Linked DNA regions of Homo sapiens: region 2 is linked to region 1. Evidence: chromatin contacts called from ENCODE Hi-C or POLR2A ChIA-PET data. All regions are on one chromosome and are shown on one strand. The core of a region is the stretch at or near the end of the contact, and the rest is flanking DNA. Distances in the headings are between cores, read along the strand shown.

Region 1 (2,700 bases), core at 87-2,586:
GCCTCTACCTAAGTAAGGGCGGGGGTTCGGCAGGACATAATACAGTGTCCAGTTGCCCTCGAGAATAAAGTTTGGTTTTCCGGGGGTGGGTGGGGGGGTGGGGGGGTGGAGGTTAGGTTAGTTATATTCCTAGCATAATATGCAACCTAAAGGTTAGTTTATAAAAAAAGAAGCTGTTACTTTTATTGTGTTGTACGTAATATATAAAGAACGCCTAAAATTGGCCCAGTGGAAAAACAGATGAATTATGCCAGGACTTAAATCAATGATCGTCCTCTGTCTACAGGTCACATTTAAACTTGCCTTGTCCACTCCAGGGCAATCCCTGGCCTTGGGGTCTGCCCTGGGACTTCTCCAGCCCCCGCCCCAAAACTGGGCCTGTCCTGGGAGGCAGCCTGGCACCACTAACTCTTCTCTCCCTGGGTCAAAAGAGCAAGGTGGGTTCTTCTGTTCACACAGCCTGCACCTTGCTAACCAGATCCAAAGGCTTCTGAGGTCCTCACATTGCCTTACTTTTCTATGCTTTCATTTTCCATTTCATCCTTACAAACAGTTCCTTGGTGTACATTTCCATACAACAGTTTTCCTGCTGGTGGAGGCCAGGTCGGAACCTGGGTTTCATTTTCTTTGAGCGATGTTTACTTCCTGTAGCTTATGCATTTCGATGGCAAAAACAATTCCTTTGGGGTTCTCGGCCTCATCAAATATTCTCTCTATATAGAGTGTACACACTCTCCTAGACACAGCAGTCTATGTGGATTCCCACCGACCCTGGGCACCTCATTCAGCTCGGGTAGTGGTCCCATGTCTCCCACAGGCGTGTCTGTAACCACCTCCTTATGGCGAGGAACTGGCTGCGGAATCCTTCCCAGCCTGCGGGAGGACGTCACCTCCAAGTCTCTGGGTGACTTGTAGAGGGGTTACCTGCGGCCAAGAGGCCGGCCCTGGACCCTTCTTGGGCCCACCCTGTGTTCACTACCCACCCTCTCCCACCAGGTCAGGACCCGCCGAGGCTTGGGGATCCTCCCAGGGCAGCCGTCTCGCGGGAGGGCCGCCCCACCCCTCGCCACCCTCACCCCGACAGGCTCCGGGCCGCGGGGCAGGGCGGCGGGTACCGTTTTCAGGCCGCGGAAGCGCCCGCCGGGAAGGAGCCGCCGCCCCCTCGCCCACCGCTGCAGCCCCCTGCCCTGGCTCACCTGCCGCCCGGCTTGGCTTCGCTCAGGGTCACTGTTTCCTCGGCATCGTGCCGCCTGGAGAGAACTCCCGACCGGGATGGGACGCTGACCAGGGAACCTGCCGGCGGGCGGCGGCGGTGGCGGAGGGGGCAGCCGGGACTGGGGTGCCTAGGGCTGATGCGCGGCCTGGCGACCCCGCCCAGCGCGGCTCAGCTGACAGCCAGCCGCTCCCTGCCCGCGCCGGGGAATTTCCCGGGCCCCGCCCATCCCATACCCCGCCCATCCCCCCCACCCTGCCCATTCCATACCCCACCCGACCAAGGCCCCGCCCCTCCTCTTTCCTGCGTCCGCCCCCAGCTACCCACCCTCGCTGTCCGTGCGGGGTCGAGGCTGGGACCCGGGTGAACAGGGACTGCTCTAAGGCGTCACTGTGACGGCGTTAATCAAAATAAATCATTAATCAAATGCAGTGTGCGGAGTTCGTCTTCCCCGTGTCTTCCCGCAGATCCCGTAGTGGAGGCTGGAGCCGCAGGGGGTCGCTGCCGCCCACAGAAAGAGGAGAATGCCAGGCATCCTCGGAGGGAGGCCTCCATCTGTGTTTTTTGAAAAAAGGTTAACATCTAGACATAGTTAACTGAGCATACATAGCTTTCCACTCGTTTTTGCTTTAAAATACACTCAAAAAGCAGAAAGCCTGCAGGATGCTTCTTGGGCTCTTGTTGCGGACGAATAGGCTCGGCTATTCTTGTTGCTGAAGAATAGCCTCTGCTGGTGTGGAGGAGGGAAGCTGCCCCCGGATTAGACAGCAGGATGACAAGGTAGGAGCGAGAGCCGCCCTATGTGCATCCAGAGTACCCGGGTAGCGCTGCAGGGATGGGAGGGAGGGAAGGAGGGAGGGGGAGAGAGAGAGAGAGGGAGGGACGGAGAGAGGGAGAGAGGGAGGGAGAGAGGGAGGGAGGGAGAGAGGGAGAGAAAAAAAACAAAACAACAACAACAAAACCTAATCTGAAACAGGAAAAAGGCAGATGCGCCCTCTCCTGGTATCTCCGAAGGATTCTGCTTCGCTGTCTGGACCTCCTGCTGCCTGGCCAAGCCTGACTCTCAACCCTGCCCCTGAGGCTAACCCCAAGAGCAGGGCAGAGAAGCAAGCAAGTCAGCGACTGCCCCAGACCCAATTCCGGGCCCTCGAGTTGGTGTGGTGTAGGAGGGGCAGATGAGGCTAGAGGCTGCTTTATAAGGAGTGAGCCTGGGGGTGGGAGTGGGGAGAAATAGAGAATTTAAAAAAATTCTTTTTATATCAGTGCAGGAGGGCCAGGCGCGGTGGCTCACGCCTGTAATCCCAGCACTTTGGGAGGCCAAGGCAGGCAGATCGCAAGGTCCGGAGTTCGAGACCAGCCTGGCCAATATGGTGAAAGCCTGTCTCTACTAAAAATACAAAAATTAGCCGGGCATGATGGTACTCTCCTGTAGTCCCAGCTACTCGGGAGGCTAAGGCAGAAGAATCGCTTGAACCCGGGAGGCAGAG
Region 2 (2,700 bases), core at 184-2,683, 730 kb after region 1:
TTACGGTGAGTTGTAGAATTATTTCATTATATTTTAATATAATAATAGGAATAAATAAATAATAGGAATAAATATAATAATAGGTAATAATAATAGGAATAAAGTACACAATAAATGTAATATGCTTGAATCATCCTGAAACCATCCCCCCACCCCTCGTCCATGGAAAAATTGTCTTCCACGAAACTGATCCCTGGTGCCAAAAAGATTGAGGACCACTGATCTAACCTCAAGAATTTCCAAAGACTGTGTTCTGAAGAGGGGTTGGCTTCAAGGTTTAGGGCATCTGCAGCTTAGCAGAAAGCAGGACTGTGCATGTAACAGTGTTTATTTTATGTCATGAAGCAACTAAGAAGCTGGCTTCCTGTGTCTTACTCTAAGCAGGGAGAGTCAGCCACACTTGGATATGAATATTTTTTATCCCCTTTTTCTCACAAGTATAATTAGCTCTCTGGAAGTCTGTGGCGTCAGGTCTCATCTTGGCGACAGGATCTGTCCCGCTGCTGATTCTGGGGATGTGTTTAGAAGTGGTCATGAGGATAGAGATGGGGACCATGAGAATAAGCCAAGCAAGGCCATCACCACCATCACTGCCAAGCTACACGAATTACTGACAAACTTCAAGTCTGACACCCACTGTGCTCACGAAGACTCTATCTTATAGGGGATAAAGCCGCCCCTATATCCACAGCCAATGCACAGTGACTCAGGCACACCACCTAGTAAAATACTGAAATACCTCCAGTGAGTCTAGATCCACAGCCCCACCTCCACAGGTCCAGCTCCACCACTAATCTCTGGGGTCTCTCCCTAGATCTGCCACCCACCCCGCAGAATGACTGACTGCCCAGGATCCATCCAGCCAATGATTGACTCTTCTTTTTTTTTTTAAGACATAGTCTCGCTGTGTCACCCAGGCTGGAGTGCAGTCACGCAATCTCAGCTCACTGCAACCCCCACCTCCTAGGTTCAAGCGATTCTCCTGCCTCAGCCTCCCGAGTAGCCAGGATTACAGGCATGCGCTACCAGGCCTGGCTAATTTTTTTTTTTATTTTTAGTAGACATGGGGTTTCACTATGTTGGCCAGGCTCGTCTCAAACTCCTGTCCTCAAGTGATTCACCCACCTTGGCCTGCCAAAGTGCTAGGATTACAGGTGTGAGCCACTGAGCCCAGCCCAACAACTGATTCTTACTGTCTTCTTTATATTCTTCCAAATTTTTCAAATTCTCTACAAGGATGGCATGTTGCTGTTCTAATTTTAAGTTCTTCTTAGGGTACCATCACTTAAAAACCGAAAATGAAAACAATACAACAACACTGAAATAGAGCCAAAGAAAACAGACTATGAAACTTTGGGGTTTGTGTTGGTAACTTTCAGATTCAAGATCAACATATGACCCAACTTCTACAGGAAGCCTGCCCAAAAGATAACAGCTATGTTTCAAGAGGTGAATGTGACACTGACACTGAGGAGAAGGAAACGTGTTTTTTTGAGACGGAGTCTCATTCTGTCACCCAGACTGGAGTGCATTGGTGCGATCTCTGCTCACTGCAGCCTCCGGCTCCCAGGTTCCAGGGATTCTCCCACCTCAGCCTCCCGAGTAGCTGGGATTACAGGCATGTGCCACCACGCCCAGCTAATTTTTTTGTATTTTTTAGTAGAGGCAGGGTTTCACCATGTTGGCCAGACTGGTCTCGAACTCCTGACTTCAACTGATTGGTCCACCTCAGCCTCCCAAAGTGCTGGGATTACAGGCGTGAGCCACCCCAGCCAGCACAGAAGGAAACATTTTTAAAGCTATAATCTTTAGGCCGGGCGTGGTGGCTTACACCTGTAATCCCAGCACTTTGGGAGGCCGAGGCAGGCAGATCACGAGGTCAGCAGATCGAGACCATCCTGGCTAACACGGTGAAACCCTGTCTCTACTAAAAATACAAAAAATTAGCCGGGCATGGTGGCAAGCGCCTGTAGTCCCAGCTACTCGGGAGGCTGAGGCAGGAGAATGGCGTGAACCTGGGAGGCGGAGCTTGCAGTGAGCCGAGATTGCGCCACTGCACTCCAGCCTGGGCGACAGAGCGAGACACTGTATCAAAACAAAAACAAAAACAAAAAAAGCTATAACCTTTGCAACATCATAATTGCTCCTGTATGGATTAATGTGAGGTCTTTACTATAATATATACCAAGCAGCACACATTCTTATCTCATTTGGGATCTATAAAAAGTCCATAACGTAAGCAGGTGTCATTATCCCCATTTGACAAACAAGGTCATCAGGACTCAGAGAGGATAGGCCGGCTTGGTGGCTCACACCTGTAATCCCAGAACTTTGGGAGGCTAAGGTGGGTGGATCATTTGAGGTCAGGAATTCAAGACCAGCCCGGCCAACATGGTGAAACCCTGTCTCTATTGAACATACAAAATTAGCCTGGCGTGGTGGTGTATACCTATAATCCCAGCTACTTAGGAGGCTGAGGCAGGAGAATCGCTTGAACCTGGGAGGCAGAGGTTCCAGAGAGTCAAGATCGCACCACTGAACTCCAGCCTGGGTGACAGTGAGACTCCACCTCAAAAAAAAAAAAAGAATCAGAGAGGATAAAACCAAGATTCCATAGTTCTTCACTGGCAGAGCTGGGACTCAAACCCAGACTCCTGACCTCTGCTTCCTTCAGTGGTATGCCACAGCCACCTTCCAGCG

Evidence for each region. A loop is a pair of places that touch in the nucleus more often than their neighbours do. ChIA-PET counts read pairs that join two places held with the same protein, here RNA polymerase II (POLR2A). Pooled maps may share reads with other maps.
Region 2: a pooled map shows a loop between it and region 1 (6-fold over the local background). The contact joins the enhancer-like site here to the promoter of OPTN in region 1. A Hi-C loop is called at or near these places in 3 of 168 maps with a recorded cell type or tissue (CD8-positive, alpha-beta T cell, endothelial cell of umbilical vein and naive thymus-derived CD4-positive, alpha-beta T cell) and 10 of 50 pooled maps. POLR2A ChIA-PET finds 5 or more read pairs at or near these places in 1 of 52 experiments (K562).

The regions. Positions count from the first base shown.
Region 1 is chr10:13,098,799-13,101,498 of GRCh38, reverse strand. OPTN (optineurin) reads right to left here and starts at 1,336. Exons shown (of 15, transcript NM_001008212.2): 1 at 1,197-1,336. It also overlaps a transcript of CCDC3 not described here. RefSeq lists an enhancer at 551-680 and silencers at 961-1,530, 2,001-2,060.
Region 2 is chr10:12,364,849-12,367,548 of GRCh38, reverse strand. All of the region lies in intron 1 of CAMK1D (calcium/calmodulin dependent protein kinase ID), which reads right to left. Among named protein-coding and RNA genes, the nearest start is that of CAMK1D, 17 kb to the right of the region's middle. Within about 2 kb of position 1,433, at least 4 of the 41 ENCODE cell types and tissues checked have a DNase peak (open chromatin) inside an H3K27ac peak, as active enhancers do; they include CD8-positive, alpha-beta T cell, where a contact is called at or near this core.